Regions from separate parts of the Mus musculus genome. Here region 2 is linked to region 1. A link is a loop called in an ENCODE intact Hi-C map of the cell type or tissue named here. Cell type or tissue: left cerebral cortex. All regions are shown on one strand. Each heading gives the region's core, and the rest is flanking DNA. Links, peaks and the distances in the headings are about the cores only.

Evidence for each region. A loop is a pair of places that touch in the nucleus more often than their neighbours do. Peaks named below come from ENCODE experiments on the same cell type or tissue, not always from the same donor. Only the 100,000 strongest peaks of a DNase experiment are listed, where the experiment ranks them.
Region 2: a loop joins it to region 1, with 5 times the contacts of the local background. A loop is called at or near these places in 2 of 42 quality-filtered maps.

Annotation. Positions count from the first base shown.
Region 1 is chr2:65,933,549-65,941,892 of GRCm38, forward strand. The region is part of intron 3 of Csrnp3 (cysteine-serine-rich nuclear protein 3); the gene reads left to right. Among named protein-coding and RNA genes, the nearest start is that of Gm52514, 9.2 kb to the left of the region's middle. In left cerebral cortex, for the core only: no CTCF peak of the experiment used is centred there; a DNase peak (open chromatin) is centred at 7,054; H3K4me3 peaks cover 962 bases; H3K27ac peaks cover 641 bases.
Region 2 is chr2:65,989,770-65,998,113 of GRCm38, forward strand. All of the region lies in intron 4 of Csrnp3 (cysteine-serine-rich nuclear protein 3), which reads left to right. Among named protein-coding and RNA genes, the nearest start is that of Gm52514, 65 kb to the left of the region's middle. In left cerebral cortex, for the core only: a CTCF peak has its summit at 542; DNase peaks (open chromatin) are centred at 3,835 and 5,500; H3K27ac peaks cover 1,483 bases.

The DNA.
Region 1 (8,344 bases), core at 148-8,147:
AGTGGTTATTCATTGCCAGGCTCAACTCTATCACTCTTTGGGGACACTATGACATTTATTCAGGACACTAAGTTGAGTTTATGAGGTAGAATTTGTGTTTTGTGTTTTTAAGACTGCAAAAAAATTCAGGGTTTTCTTTTTTTCTGAACACTTCTTGTGACACTCTCAGTGACTTAAGCTACAGGAAATATATTTTAGATAAATTATTTCTCTTTATTGTTGTTGGATAGAAAATGCTGGTCTCTAATTTCAGCATTGTTTGCAGATATTTATGAAAATTGCTAAACATTCCATGTATACATGTATGTATTCTATGTACTATAGTGCACATTATATCTCTATTATAATATATTATATATATTATGCAATCAAGAAGCTGAACAGAATTCTTTATACTGTTATATTTAATTCATAATTTTAAAAAACACTTCTGTTCACTTATATAGTGCCAGTAGTTTGTGCCTGCTCACCCCATGTGTGTGCTAGGCATAAAAAAGAAATGAGGTTAATATTAATATAGGCAGTACAATACTTTTTAACTTTGGACATGTAGCAGCTACCAGTGAGCATATTTTGAATATAAAAATAAAAACACAGTGTGGGCAAAGAAATAGAGCCCAGGAAGAGTCTTAGAGAAAACATGATAATAGATATGTATGGAATAAAGAGAATTGTTGTGCTTCTGTGAGCCACAAGAGAGCTATTTATGTCCTGAAGCTAATTTATGGCTTTGACTATCCTGGGTAATTTATGTCTCAATGCAAATTCACTCCAAACTTTGAAGTCTTTTTGCATTGGCTTAATCCATCCTACATCCATACAGATCCCAGCAGCTTGAATGAAGTATGCTCATGTTCTGGGTTTCTAAACATATATAGAAAAAGTATCTTTCTGTAAATATAATTCAAATTAACCTCGAGGAGTAAAAGTAAATACCGTGATCCAAATGCAAACTCTCGAGGGCAGATAGGCAGCAGGCACAAAGAAACACTGCTATATCTGACTTCAAAGAAATCTTTGGGGATTTTGTTGTTTTTTGTTTTTTTTTTTTTTTGTTTTTTGTTTTTTTTTTTTTAAACCAAATTTCCTACCTTCTGATTCCAAGCTTGTTGTTGTCATCATTTGAAACTAGAGACCACATTGTAGGCTTGGAAACAATTTCAGGGCAAACAGACTCAGTTTATGAGCATGGAGCAGAGTCTGAAATCTACAAATGACTATTGTCATTTCCAAATGGAGTGTGTAGGTTTTCAGTTTTATTACCACTGTATTGTCAGTCTCCTGAACTTCTGTAGCCTACAAGATAGGAGGAACAAAGTGACTTTTAACACCAATAGGGAACCGTTGAAAATTGTTACTGTGTATCCAAAGCAACCACATTATTTTAACATGGCAGTTCTTAAGAAGCAATCAAAGCAGGAGATTGCCTTTTGATTGCTTCTACTAGGATTTAAATAAAATTGAATCATTTTTGTTGAAAAATAAAAGCTCAATGCAATTATGAAGTGATTTTAAGGGTCTTATTAGAACTATGGCAATATTATAGTGATGTCTTATGCAGATGGAGATGATCACAACATAAAGACTATTTTCCAAACAGCAGAAGTATATAACTCTCAGGGTCAGTTTTTAATGCTAATAACTTTCGTGGAAACAAACATAATACACATTATTCTGCCTTGTTGATTAAAGTGGAAATCAGTATTTTCTTCCTGGTAGCAGAGCCACTAATTCACCCTTTATCTTTTAAAAAAATGATTTGCCTACTGTGAGAAACATAAATGTAGCCTGACTGTCCTTCAGCACAGAGTAAGGTCTTAGTAGTACACGCTTGTCATAGACACACTTTTTATGCTTTTAAGGATATTATTGTTTTCTTTTTACTTGCTTAATTTTTATTTGAAACATGATAATTATTCCATAAGAAAACTATTCAAAATTGAATTTTCTAATCCATCTGATCAATTTCTTCACGATTTTACATTAAGCTCTCAATCACAGAGACTTTGCTGAGCAAGGAAAGGAAATTAACACGTCACCATACTCACACATCTGATATACTGATCCTTATAAACACACACACTCATATGAGTGTGCTCACAGGTACACACACTTGCACACATGAGCATGCATGCACATGCACACATACACACACATGCACAGGAGTGTGACAACATGCACACTAATATACATGAGTGTGCCACAGGTATACACACATGCACACACATGCATACACATGTACACACACACATAGGAGTGTGACAACATGCACACATACACACTCATATACATGAGTGTGCCCACAGGTACACACACATGCACGCACACACACATACATGTACATACACACACAAACACACATAGGAGTGTGATAACATACACACACACACACACACACACACACACACTCATATAAATGAGTATGCCCACAGGTGCACACATATGCACAAACACACATACACATGTACACACACACACACACATACACACAGAGGAGTGTGACAACATGCACACACACTCGCACAGGGGAGTGTGCACACATATGCACACATACACATGCACACACAAAATTTGTTTTTATCTTGTCCTCAGAGTACTCACTTGAACTTGAAATAAATGAGAAATTACTCCTGTTTTTATAAGAAGACTGCCATATTAGACGATTGACAATAATTTGGCAGTGCTTTATATCTAATAGGGAAATGAGAACTCTTAAGCACATTATAAAAATAGGCCCACTTTTAGTGTCATTCACTAATGATTAGAGCCACATACGCCTCTTTAGTTTTAGGAACTGTATTCTCCAAGTATGGTGGTGCGTTCACAGACGCCTTACCAATGGGACAGTGGAAGTAGCTTTGCCTCCAGGCAAGCTTAGGAATCCTCACAGGCATTGAGTTGTCCTTACACATGTTCATGGTTCACATTGTTCCCAGGCCCAGGGAGCATATGATAGCATTGCATGATCCTGTACATTTGAAAACATACTACAGGTAAAGCAGAATATGGGTTATGGTACTTAATACCACTTTTGTAAATATGTAAATACACTCTGAAGAACTGTGTAAATCTGAAGGAATGTTGATTTCCTGAGTTTAGTTTGCCAAGAAATGTTTTATGAATGAGAACAAGCCTGGTGGTGGTGGCACACACCTTTAATCCCAGCACTCAGAAGCAGAGGTGGGCAGATCTCTGAGTTCAAGGCCAGCCTGGTCTATAGAGCAAGTTCTAGGACAGCCGGGGATATACAGAAAAACCTTGTCTTGAAAGGGGCTGGGAGGACAAGGATACAGTATCTGGAAATAGTTCTGTACGTTATAGGCTTTTCTCTCTCTCTCTTTCTTACTTTATTTGGTTGGTTTTGATTTTTAAAAAGTACAGCCTAGAGTGTCCCAAACTCACTATGTAGCTCAGGCTGGCCTAGAGTCTTTGGAGGTCCTTCTGTTTCAGTCTCAGTGTCCCAAATGCTGGAATTACAGCTGTGCACCGCCACGCCCAGTTTCTAATCTGCTTTTCAACATCAACATTTGAACGGGACCAAGAAGTCCAGCTTTAAAATCTGAGTGGTTTGTTTAAAGCAAGAACAGGTAAATGCAGGAAAACCCAAAACATGTTTAGAAAATACAGTATCTAATACTGCATTCTGTGACCTTACTAGGTAAGTGTTTTTCTTATATTGTTGGTTTTATGTGATTTCAGTCCCATATCATGGGATGGGCAGAGGCTGAACAAGAATGCAGCTAAGAGTGTAGATTCAAGTGCCAACCTTGATGCCATCTCTGCAACTATTACTGACCATTTCCCAAAGCAAAAAAAAAAAAAAAAAAAAAAATGTTCTGAATCTCCACTGAAAGTCAACCTAAGTCGCACTAAGAGCTAATGCCTTGAGTTCTAAGGAGACAGTAGAGGGAGCAGCCATCATGGCTATTGGGGCTCAAATGACACGTGATTTTGTAGATACTTCAAATCTCCAAAGGTCTGCAGGTGTGCTGAAACCATGTGTAGAGCTATTTTTATAACCTTTACAGGTTTCCCCATTTTTTCCTTTGCTTTGTGTATGCAGTTAAGGTGTTACTTTCTCACCTTGGCTCCATTCAGATATGTCCACTGCATCTGAAGACTTGGAAATTCATTCATTATTTTTAGTACAGACAGAGCTTGGCACATCTTAAGTTTCACCTGATGACACAGGAGTACTAATTTGTTTGCTCAGTGAAATGACCTATATGTCACAGGCTCGTTGCGATTTTAAATGTCTCATGAATTGTAATGTTGCTTAAGCATTGCTGGAATTGATTGAATCGCAGAGGTCTTCAAATGAGATTCAGAAAATTCATCTACATTATTTTATTGTAAATAACTTTAGTAGGATGGCTAGAAGTGCCTTTTCTGATCAACTCTGTTTCTTTGGAACTGGTTTTTTGGGGGGGAGGGGCGGAGTCACAAACCTCAGTTTTCATCTTTGAAAAGATACTGATGACTGTGGTGTGACTTGTGTGTGACTTGTGGTTGTCTTCATGGACCCGTTTTAACTGGTACTGGTCAGACATTTAGTTAAATATAAAAACCCAGGTATTGAATCTTACCACATAGATTACATGTGTTAATTGCTGCCCAATGCAATGTCAGCTTCAGGTTGAATGCCAGTTGTTCTTTGTTTTAGAGGATAAATAGCCATGTCTTGCCTAGGGTGGTGATTCGTTTTAAAGAATGTGCGAAGTTATTTTTCTTACAAATCCTAAGTTTTGAAATTTCCTCTTTTCTGTGCCGCGTGGATGGGTGTGGTTGTGAAGCGTGGTCTTGTTGCTCTCTCATGCCCTTTGCAGGATGCTTTATGAGGAAAATGGTGCTGTGGATTTTACGTTCTTTTCCTTCACACTAACCTGATGGTTCCTCCAAGGAAAACATTACCAGAGCTCCTAAGTACCCTTCAGCTACACTGCTTAGTCTGTTTCATTATTCAGTCAGAAACTTTCTACAGACAGAGAAAACTTCAAGTGCTAAGTAGGAGAGACAGGGTTAGATTTTATGGCCACTGTAATAGTGATTCCTCCATGTCTGCATAGTCCTTTTATTCTTTTTAATGCGTTTAGTCTCCTCAGTGGTTCAAGACATTACGCTAAGTACTGGTTTTTAAGTCCTAATAGCAAGCATAGAAAATAACATTTCCATTGTCTTCACTTGAGACTTTTTTCTGTTAGGATGGGAAAATGAGCATGTAACAGGCTGATGAGCATTTTCAACAGGTTTAGAAGCCTCTTATTTTCTTAATTGGTTTTCTCTCCCCTCGCTAATGAGAAAAACAAACAAAACAAAACAAAACAAACAAACAAAACCCACCGAACACCCTAAAAATTGGCCTTGGAGAAAGTGTTTTGACTCTTAGACTGGCATGTAATCAATTTAACTACTTTTCCAAATAACAGACGGTCAGTTATTAAGGGCAAAGCCTTTAAAAAGCCACGGTCTGGCTTTCCTGCAGAAATGCCAACCCCAATGGCACATCAAAGCACATAGCAGCATGGGGGAGCCTCTAAGGTGTGTCCCAGGCCCAGCCAGAAAAAATTCCTTTGTTGTTCAACAAAACAAGTCGATTTAGTCATTCAGTTTGTGCATTGAGGAGGAAGAGACTGTGCAGAGGTAGGTAGCACTTCTTACTCAGAGGCCACAGTCTTTGTCACTTAGCTGCAAGCCATGGAGGAGACTACCCTAGAGTCTCTTACTAATGTTGTCATACCCCTTATTTTGATAGACGTGGAAACCACACTTGGCAAGAAGCACTTTTAAAATTATACCACTTGTTAGTATCTGACCCAGATATGATAGTATGCGTCCTGAGCAAGCACTGGAATACATATTAGTCCGTGGCAACTTGTACATTCAAATATGATCCAGCATCAGGTGAGCCCAGCAGTTGTAATAGTGTCAGACTCACTCAGGTCACACCAGTGCAGAGCAGCCATTTAAACCCAGTTTGCTACAGGTCAAGAAATATTTTTCAGAGAACAATAGGCTCTATCGTAAAATTTTGACCTAAGGGTCTATAGAGACATCTGAAAACTTGGTATCCTTTATTAAAGCTATGTGGTAGGGTTTGAGGAAAAAGGGTACAAGTCACCTATTAGCTTTGTACTGAATACTCAGTGAATTCTCATTAGAACTACTATGTTTGAAACAGGGCAATATAGCCATCTTTTAGGAAAGGCAGATGTTTGGGGAAATATACTCCAACCTAGAACATCCCTGTCACCCAGTCACAAACTTATAGGTTGATAGACTGATAGACACCAGTTTGGGTAGTTGTTTAAGAATGCTGTGGGGCAGAAGGGAGAACAATGAAATTGCAAGGGATATTCTGAGAGATACTTCGGGCTCTTTTCATGCATGCCAGAGAACATGAGGCTGTAGTGCTAGGGGGTAGCCCAGTGTACAGCACTTGCTTCGCACACTGAAGCACTACATTTGATCCCTAGCTCCTCCTCCAAAACAAGGCAGCTCAGAGCTTGTGTTTTAACTTGGGTAACCCACTCATCTGGGAAAGCAAATGGGGCCAATGGATCCTCAAAGTTCTTTTGACTCTGCGAACGAATGTGCTCAAATGAGCCATCCCTCCAGGTTCTTTATTCACCAAAGTGGAGGGGAAGATAGCTAATAACCAGAGAAGAGCTTCCTAAACTCAGATCCCATAAACAGATGCCATATATGTTTGTGCTTTTGTACACTTTTCCTCTGGGGGGAGAGGGAAGGGTCGATTGCTTCTGTCTCCTTAAACTTCAAATTATCAGATGGCAAAAAATGTTGATATTCACTGCATAAGAATGAAGATAAAAATCTTTAACTCAAAGTCACAGACGTCTCCAACTCGGGGGATTCATACATCACTGGGGAAATCCCACAGTCATTTCTTCCAACAAAAATATTTATTAGGCAGGATTGCTGCCAGGGTTCTTGGCTTCCACAGACACCTGGACAAGAGAGGCGTTGGCTGACTTCTGTTTCTCCCACTGGCAACCCACCAGCAGCATTTTTCACATTGGTAGTGCCCCACAGAAACACCTACAGGGCTTCACCTTGCGAAATCTGTGCCAAATCCTGCTCCTCTTGGCAGCAAAGGAGCTGCTTTCTTGCCAAATGGGCTTAGGCAGAACTGGCCCTAGTATTGGGGACGAAGATACTTTCACTTTCTTAGGGAAAAATATACATCTTCTCACTACGTATAGACTGATACATCTCCAAGATGTCCTCATGCTTTCATAGTGTTCACTGATTCATGGCCTGGAATGGCAGCATATCTACTGGTAAAACCGATATGTTGTTCTTGAAGAAGCATTCCGCATGCGCATATGTGTGCTTTCTCACTTTCAATAAAGCCTCATGTGCTGTCGTCACCTCACTGAAGTTTATTGGAAAAGTAGAAAAGGGCATGATGCAGACATACTCTGAGTTCTAAACCCAGATTACTAAAAATCCTTAACTAAGTAGCTAATTGTGTGTCTCATAGCACACAGCACAAGAAATTCGAATATCCTTCATCTTTCCCTAATCCTTTATGCAACTGTGTTGCCTTACATTTTCCTAGTTTACAGATGTTGTACTTTTAAAAGGAACAGCAACAACAACAAAACCTTGAAGAAGATGGGAAGAAATATTGTTAAGCAGTAGGCACAAAACATAAATAAAACAAACACAGATACACAGAGCTTCTCCACTGTGTTCACAACATAGAAGCATCCATAGAGGATGTATTAAAACCAAAATGTATTGAAGAAGTGGTTTTACCTTGTAGGGATCTCAGATCTGCACACCACTTATGCAAGAGTATGAGAGTCTGGTAAATAGGGAAAAGCAAGAAATGAAGGAAAAAAATTGTTAAGATGCAAACAAAGAAAATCTCCGAATGAAAGGCTTTGAAAAGAAGCACAAAGAACTTTGCAGTAATTTCATTTTAGAAGGACAACTGATTAAATAATGATGGTTTTATTTAACAGAAACTGAGGACTTTTGTCATTGTTTTTATTAATATGATCCTGTCAGGGTAGAACATCAGAAATTAAACATAGCTTAAAAAATTAAGCATGGAAAGGATTTCATACAAACTAGCATTTAAAAAATTATCCATATATTTAGGAACATTTGATTAAGAATTGATTGCCCCAAAGAATAAAGGTAATGTATAATATGAAATTTCTGAGTCCTCTTTTCTTTAATGTTACATCAAACCTTCCCACTGTCAACTGGATGACCAAGAACTGGGGTCCAGTGGGCAGCTTGGCTGCTGATGTGTCCTTGTGCCTCATGAGACTCCTTCCAGAGCTTGGCCCACCTTCTCTCAAAAAGGAGCCTC
Region 2 (8,344 bases), core at 88-8,087, 56 kb after region 1:
AAATGCTATGTTAAATGTTTGGGATATCAGAATGAATAAAATAATTAAAATATTGCTGGAACGTGCTTTTCGATTTTTAACGTTTTGTTTCTTAATGTGGTTGAGTGTCTTGCTTGCGTGTGTGTGTGTGTGTGTGTGTGTGTGTGTGTGTGTGTGTGTGTGCCATGCATATGCTTGGTGCCTGAAGACACCAAAAGAGGGCTGTGGATCTCTGGAACTGGAGTTACACTTGTTAGCTGCCCTGTGGGTGCGGCAATCAAGCTCAGACCTACGGGAGCAGGGAGTGTTCCTCTGGCAAGCGAACCTCAGGTTTCTTGCACCTTTACGTGTCTTTCTAAAGATAAAATAAATATACTTTCCTGACCTCTTTGAATTTTCTACATCACATTTGACCCAGGAATGAGGCTACATATATCTTCCTCTAAAATAGAACAGGCTTGCTTCTTGTTTGCTATGCCAGTTATCAAACTTGCTGCACATTTGGTGCAGTTCAAAACTATTGTGTGTCTAGAATCTCTTTGGCCCCCTGCAGGTTGCTCAGGAGAACTTCTGGTGCCAGGAAGGTGGGGTAAGAGGAGCAAGGACCAAGGTGCTCCTGCAATGCAGCACTTTGTTCTTGACCCATGAGTCTTGTCTTTGATCTCCCATCCTTTAAATATTAATATATTAATAGGATAACTTATTTATGATGATGTTGGGCATTGAACCCAGGACTTCAGGAATGCTAAGAAAGCACTCTGCCCCAATAATATTTTCCAGTCTCAGATAGTGTTTTAGTTGTAGAATAAAGTCAGTCCCTGAAACTAAAAAAAAAAAAAAAAACAAAAAGAAAAAATAAATTGCCTGCCCTCAGCTTGCATCCATGACTCTGCTGTTTCAACTGGATAATCCTTTCAAGCCACTTCTTGCATGTTTATCTTTTGTCTCAGAAATATGTGTCTCAGAAAATATATGTCTTAGAACATGTCTGTATCTCCTAAAATTTCATCAGGCATTAACATATTTTAAGCAACATCATTTTTTTTTTTCAACACGACAGTCCCTGCTCTTCAATGCAGATGACAATTTAAATACCAAGAGGCAAAAATCATTTCAAAAACCCGTCACTAATGGACTGCAAAAGGCAGGAATGTCAGTCATGTTTTTGCTGGAGGTCAATACCAATTAGCGATACGCTATCTGCAGGGTTTTTCTTTCAAAATCATTTCCATTCAAGTAACTCTCCATGCCACCAGCTACTTGCTTCAGAGAGACAGACTTACAAGCTCATTATTGATGGGTTGTTTAGAGCCAGGTTGATTTGGTTATGTTAGATCTTCTGATATGTAAAATATAGTATATTTCAAATGGTTGGTTAATGTAAAGTTATGTGTGCCCTGGAGCCATGAGGACAATGTGTCCTCTCTTCAATACATGCGGTTTTCCCTTTTGACAAGTTAGGCTGGCAAAATAGATAAACTGGCTAGAAATTAATGAGGGAAGAAGCCATTTGACCATGAGGATTCCGGTCATAGCTGGCAAATCTCATTTTGTTGGAATGTAATGCAAAGAGGTTTAGACTCTGAACCTCTTGTAGTGGACCTTGATCTTCTTAATGCTGTGACCCTTTAATACACTTTATCATGTTTTGGTGACCTTGCAGCCATAAAATTATTTTAGTTGCTACTTTATAACTGTAATTTTGTTACCATTAGGAATCCTAATATAAATATTTTTTGGAGACAGGGGTTTGTCTAGGGGATCGAGACCCACAGGTTGGGAACTGCTGTTTTGGAGTTCCCGATGGTGACTTTACCCAGTATAAAATCATCTATTCCTGTAATTTAGTTTAGAAGTTGTGCTTAGCAAGTGCCCCTTCTGCTGTTTCTCAGAGGTTCCACGCTGAGTGAGGTGCACCCCACCTCTCTCCGTCCTTACCCAATAATAAGCAAAAGAGACCAGTGTTTTGTTTTGTTTTGTTTTGTTTTGTTTAAATTACCTTCCTGAGGCTAGGATGTGTTGTTTCTGTGGTCATGACCCTTGAGCTGTGTTGCATCTCTTTTGCAGATATTGAATGGTAACTCTGTGCCAGACTTGGTGCTCAGTAATTCTCCAATTCCCACTTTTAAAGGAGTAGACACACACTTAGTCTGTGAGCTTGTTATGACAAAACATCGTGACTTGGGTTGCACAAATTTATCTCTCCCAGATCTAGTAACTGGGATGTTAACATAACATCAGCAGAGATGGTATCCAGTTAGGGTCTCATAGATATAACCTTCTGCTATGTCTTCACATTGTACAACGGGTAAGAGTCCTTTCCGTAGGAGCTCTAATCTTTAAGGAGACCCCCACACACATACACACACATACATATTAGCTGACCTTGCAAAGACCATCCTGTACCATTTAGCCACTTTTCTTGATGCTGAGAAAATCCCTAAAAGCAGCAACTCTTGGGGTTGGGGTTGGGGTGAGGGGAGGTACATATCCTAACTCACAGTTTGAGGGTGCAATGCATCACACAAGCTAAGGAGTCATGGCAGGTGACTCCACGTTGACAGGAGGGTGAAGCTGAGTCCCCTCAGTCCCTCACATCTTGGTGGAATGCTAAGCAGAGGGAAGAACAACCCAGGGCCCGAGAATCAGATTCAAAGCCTACCCTCTAGTCCCTAACAGTCTCCAACACGGAGTCACCTCCTATATGGTCTACAATACTTCAAAGCAGCATTTCCATCGAGGGATGGGTGTTCGAACACCGGAGCCCCTGGGGCATCTCCTATTCACACCACAGCGTCACAGAATGCCATCACTTTAGATGTCAGGCTTTCAGCAAGTAAACATGCAAACCTAGTAGATCCTGGGGATGATGAACCACAAGCTCAGTAAGATGCACATGTACCCGCATGCACATATGGGCACACATGCACGCCCACGTACACACACTTATTTATTTATAGGAAATTCATAGCTCAAAGTTCGAAGCCTTCCCAGATCCATCACTGCCAACCAAGAAACAGAAGGTAGCCCAGCCTCTCCAGCCGCCCCAGTCGCCCAAGCTACCCAAGCTGTGCCCCCAGCTGCCCTGTACTCTGGGCTTCAACCTTGCAGCTTCTCATCTTATTTCAAAATGTTCTGACATGATGCGGCCAGTCAAATATGACTGATTAGTGCCCTCCTGTTATGCTTTTTAAAGTGATATACATCTTAATTTGGAATACATATAAGAAGGGCTTTTATTTTAGGTCTTGATGAGATTTTTTTTTGAATCCTGTTTTCACATCTTATCATTCCTGACAGAGTTCAAAGCTCAAGGGCCTGGTCTTTGATTCAGTCTAGCTCTGCAGAATAAATTCCAAGTGATCTCAGAAGAAAAAAAATTTTTTTTTCGTTTATTATGGTGGAGCCTTGTTCTGCTGTGTTTCTTTGTTTTTAAGCACTATTCAGTCCTGGATTATTATGATGTATTGGGTTTGACAGGGCTAGAATGTTGGAATAGATGAAATACTGCTTGGGAAGTCATTGAGCAGGTGGAAAATGCCATTTAATCCTTCTAACGGGAGCAGCTCATGGTGGTATTGAAAAAAAATATAGAGACAGTAAACCAGGTTAGGAGAGCAGAATAATAGCAAACGTCTCCTCCGTTCATTGTGAGGCTGCCCCATGCAGCTTCATTTTACACTGAGCCAGTCCATGCCCCCCAAATATTTCTCCAGTGGTTGTAATGAATTGCATTGCCCCTTGGTTGTTCCAGTGCCGGTGTTCTGCTGAGGAGACATATGGTTTCCATTTATTTTAATGCGTCTTCGACATCAGGAGAATTGCTGAGACAGCAGAGGAAAGTGCTTACACCTTGGACCGCAGCCAGAGCTGTGATTATTTACGTGTAGTAAGGACTACTCTTTCCCAGTAAGAAACGCTGTGGTCTCGGGGTTATGCATGTCGAGGTTCTAATGAAGCCAGTGCCACGGGTTTATGTGTTCTGACAATAACTGGTCCGTTAGCGGCGGTGAAATGTGTTTCTTGAGCACCAAGTTTCAGGGTTTAATTGCACATGTGAGAGATTAAGGAAACCAGCTGGGGAAGAGCCAGGACTTGTTTTCTCACTGATGATAAAGGAACAGCATCACCAAGATACTACTGTGCACATGCAATATCTCCCATCTGTGATTCAGGCTTCTCACAAAGGTAATTATTTCTCATAATACACCTATGTAATACAATTCATATAACATATCATAGTGACTATTAGAATTCGGATTTCAGTGACTATATCATTGGGCCTTTTATTATTTTGCAAATATTAAGAAAGGAAAGTATTTTCACATTTTTGGGTTTTTTTGGGTGCTTCTTGCTTACAATGAGGAAGCGTCCTTTAAAAAATAGAAGACAAAGTCTTCAATAACATTTGTTCCGTGTGTGTAGTAATTGTTAACATTACTCTGAGAAGATACAACCATTCCCTAGAAATTTGTTATATTTCGTCAGTAAATAAAGATAGCGGGGGGGGGGGGGGAGGGGACTAATAGCATTGTAAAGTTTCTGTAAAATGGTTCTCCATGGAGACAAAGTCATGTGGCTAGCTGAATAAATGAAGCAGGAAGAGTGAACTCCAGCCTCTGCTCATGCTTTGGGTACTCCTGAGTGGAATGGCATACCTCAATTTTGCTCGTTACTTTATTGTGCCTCAAATATTTTGCTGGCATATTTTAATGCCGTGTCCTTAGGCGATTTATAACATAAAGGTAAAACTGAAGCAGAAGGGAGATTGTAGGTCAGGTGTGGAAGTAGTGAGCCTAGACTCATGGTGCAAGACAGGTAGATGACTTGGTGGGAAGGGAAAGGCAATGAAGTGGGACCGGAAGGCAGACACCTCCGTTAGTGTACAATGTAAACTTGTTTTGCTTTCATAATTTTGGTCTCCGGTACCAATGACATTTTAATGATAGAGCATCCAGCAGTCACATTATACCCTCAAGGGAGGTCGAATCTATGTAAAAGGGCCTGTCCAAGCCAGGCTAATTATATATGAAGATGAGAGAAAAGATAGAAAAAAGAGTCAACCATTTACTTTTATTACAACTTTATAACCTTAAAGAGCATATTTTGGTTTTTGTTTTTGGTTTTTTTTTTTTCTATCAAGGATGATCAAAACAGACCCCACTCTTACAACTATTCACAAGGCTCATGAAAGGAAGCGGTATCTTTAATAAAAGAAGAAAAATAGCTACTTCGATAGCATCGCCTCTTGTGGGTTAATCATTTTAATTATGTGTGCCACGGAGGCAAGAAGGTCAACTTGACACTGGCTGTCACCTGCAGTGTTTGGAGTTCACATCAGAATCCTTAAGCAGAAAGCTGTATTTTGTACCAAGCCGAGACTATCAATAGTCGACCGCTCTGTTGCACTAACAGCTATAAAAGGAAATGCAGTTTGTCGAGTGCTCAACACCCTGGGCTGTGCCTGTCAGGAGAGCCAGAGGAGAGCTGGTCCCTCAATGCAGATCTCCTGCCAGCTCCTACGGATGGAGCTGACAGATTGAACGGTTGAGGACGTGACATGCATGTTCATGATCTTAAACAAAGCTTTCGTCAGGGAGCCTCAAGGGTCAGCTTTCCACATAATCTCTGTTTCTGCCACTCTGTTGGAGTTTGCATGTATATGCAGTATCTTTGGCTGCCTTAAAGGGCACTTGTCTTTTTCACGTGGACATCTATGAGAAGGGTGTTTTTATACTTTACATAAACCAGTCAAAAGAGGCTTGTAAATGATTTAACTTAGAAGCTACAGTTCAGCAAATTCTTACGCTTGCAAGTCTCAAGGGTCACCCCAATTGTGAATATTTTTAACTTAGTATTTAAAATGGGATGGGAGGCAAACCTGCTTTAGGGCCTAGAGTAGTATGGCTTAGACCCATGTATGAATTATAAACCTTGTTCTCTGGTTAACTGCGATCGGCATGCTAGCTGCTTTGAGGTGTATGATTTTATATTTTGGGGTAGTCTAATCTGCTTGTTGACTTACTATTAGTACGTAAGTTGGTAGGATGTCTTGAGATACGGAAGAATGCACTTAGGGCTTTAGAAAGATAGATGTGGAGGATATAGCTGACTGGAAAAGCACTTCTCTAGCATGTATGAGGCGTAGGTTCAATCCCCAGTACAGGGTCGGGAAGGGGGAAAGAGAGGGGGAGATCTGTCATTCACATTACAGAGAAACCAATGTATCAGTGAGGAACAGACTTGCATTTAAGATCACTTTTGAAGATGACTTTCATAATAACCGGGGCAGTGCTTTAAGAAGCAAGGCCTTAACAAGCTTTACCGGTTGTGACATTTTTTACTGATTTGACCATAAGTGGATAAAAAGGTCAACTTACTTCATATGCTTAATTTTAATTTTGTTCAAAAGTTCTGAAGAAAATGTTCTCAATTAGTCTCTGCTTGCGCGTGCGTTCTTTCTCGAAACCAAGCTACATGGCGCTTCCTCAGCAATGCCAACCCTTTGAAGTTCCGCTCATGCAAAGGAACTGCCCTAAATACCTGAGCTAAACAAATCTGAAACTATGAATGGGGCCTGTATATTAGGAACTCTTCAGGTGTGACTCAGCAGACTAAAGGAGGCAGACAGAACAAGGCAGCATTGCTTTTGACCCCAGTTGGAAACACTCTCAGGGATATTATTCTCTCTTCATGACTAGACCAATTTCCATCCCTCACTTAAGACTGAGGCCATGTAAGTGACTTCCTGCCCAGGAGCAGCCCAGCCCAGACAATCATACCAATTTGGAGAGAGAGAATATCCGATCATGAGAAGTCTGCAGGCGTGATATATAAAGACCAACATAGTCTTAACTTGACTGGACATTTCTCTAGTATCGAATCTGTTAGTTTCTACATCAAATGGTTTCTGATGAAATTGGATCCACAGTAAACTAACCTTCCCTACTTTGCAATTGAGTCTCACCTTGAAAGGGTAAGCACCAATTTCCACACTAATTTTATCTGTGTGATTTTTTAAAAACGCATACTTTTTTATTGCCTGGGTTTTTCTAACAAGAAAAAAAAAACAAGAAGACTAGCAGTTTCATGTTGCTTCAACCAGATTTGCCCAAAATCTAAATGTGTGGACTTAACAGTTCATGGGCAATTTTCTTTTGTGTATTGAGCATAGGAGATAAAACTGTATTATTGACGTTGTACCTAAAAGATATAATTAAATTTTCTCTTTGTTTAACATAAGACTGAACCATGAGCTTTTAAACTGTCATATATCAAATTTAATATCAAAATACACAGTTCCTCTTCCTGTTCCCACCACCATCAAGACTTTTTTGATGGCTACTGCCATCAGAAAGAAGAAGAGAGTCCAATGGTAGTGGCAACCTTGTCATGAGAGCATTTGTTCTACATAACTCTCTCTCTAGTAGAATCCGTAGGCCAGATCCTCATCTGGGTCACTGTGTGGGCAGTGTGTGCAAAGATCAACAATACAAGACACCCATGTTAGTGGTGTTCAGAGATGACCGATTACAAATCAAAATTACTCAGGAAAAAGTAAAACTGACAAGTCAGGTAGAAACTTGAAGTCTTGAGGAAGTATTCCAGCCTATAAGGACAGGTGGTTTTGATTTTTTTAAAGTAATGTTTTGATTAACTTTTTGAGAATTTCATACAATGATCCCATTCATCTTTCGTCCCTGACTCCTTGCAGATCCTTCCCTAACTCCCTACCCAACCACCCGTGCCCCCCCCCCCCACCCACACACACACCACTCAGGGAGTAGGGCAGAACCAGTTGAAACGTCTTAGAGCCTAATATGACTCAACTTTGGTTGGTTGATTTACTCACTTTCATACATTGATTTGGTCATTTTGGTCATCTTCTGACGATGCATGTGTTCTAGGTAGTGTGGCTGTAGACAATAATCATTTGCATTTTTTCCTTCCCTCCCTCCTTTCTTTCTTTCTTTCTCCCCTTCCCTCCCTTCTCTCCCCCCTCCCCCCTGTCCCCTGCCCTCCTCTCCTCTCCCCTCCCCTCCTCTCTCCCCTCCCCCACCCCTGCAGGATCTCACTATGTAAATCAGGCTAGCCTTGCACTTCTTATCACCCTGTCTCCATCTCCTAAGTGATAAGATGTCTGGCACATGCCACAACCCCTAGTTTTTGTTCGTCTGATTGGTTCTGTCTTATTTGTTTATTATTATTATTATTATTTATATTAGGTATTTTCTTCATTTACATTTCCAATGCTATCCCCAAAGTCCCCCATACCTTCCCCCCACCCACTCCCACTTCTTGGCCTTGGTATTCCCCCCATACTGAAGCATATAAAGTTTGCAAGACTGATGGGCCTCTCTTTCCA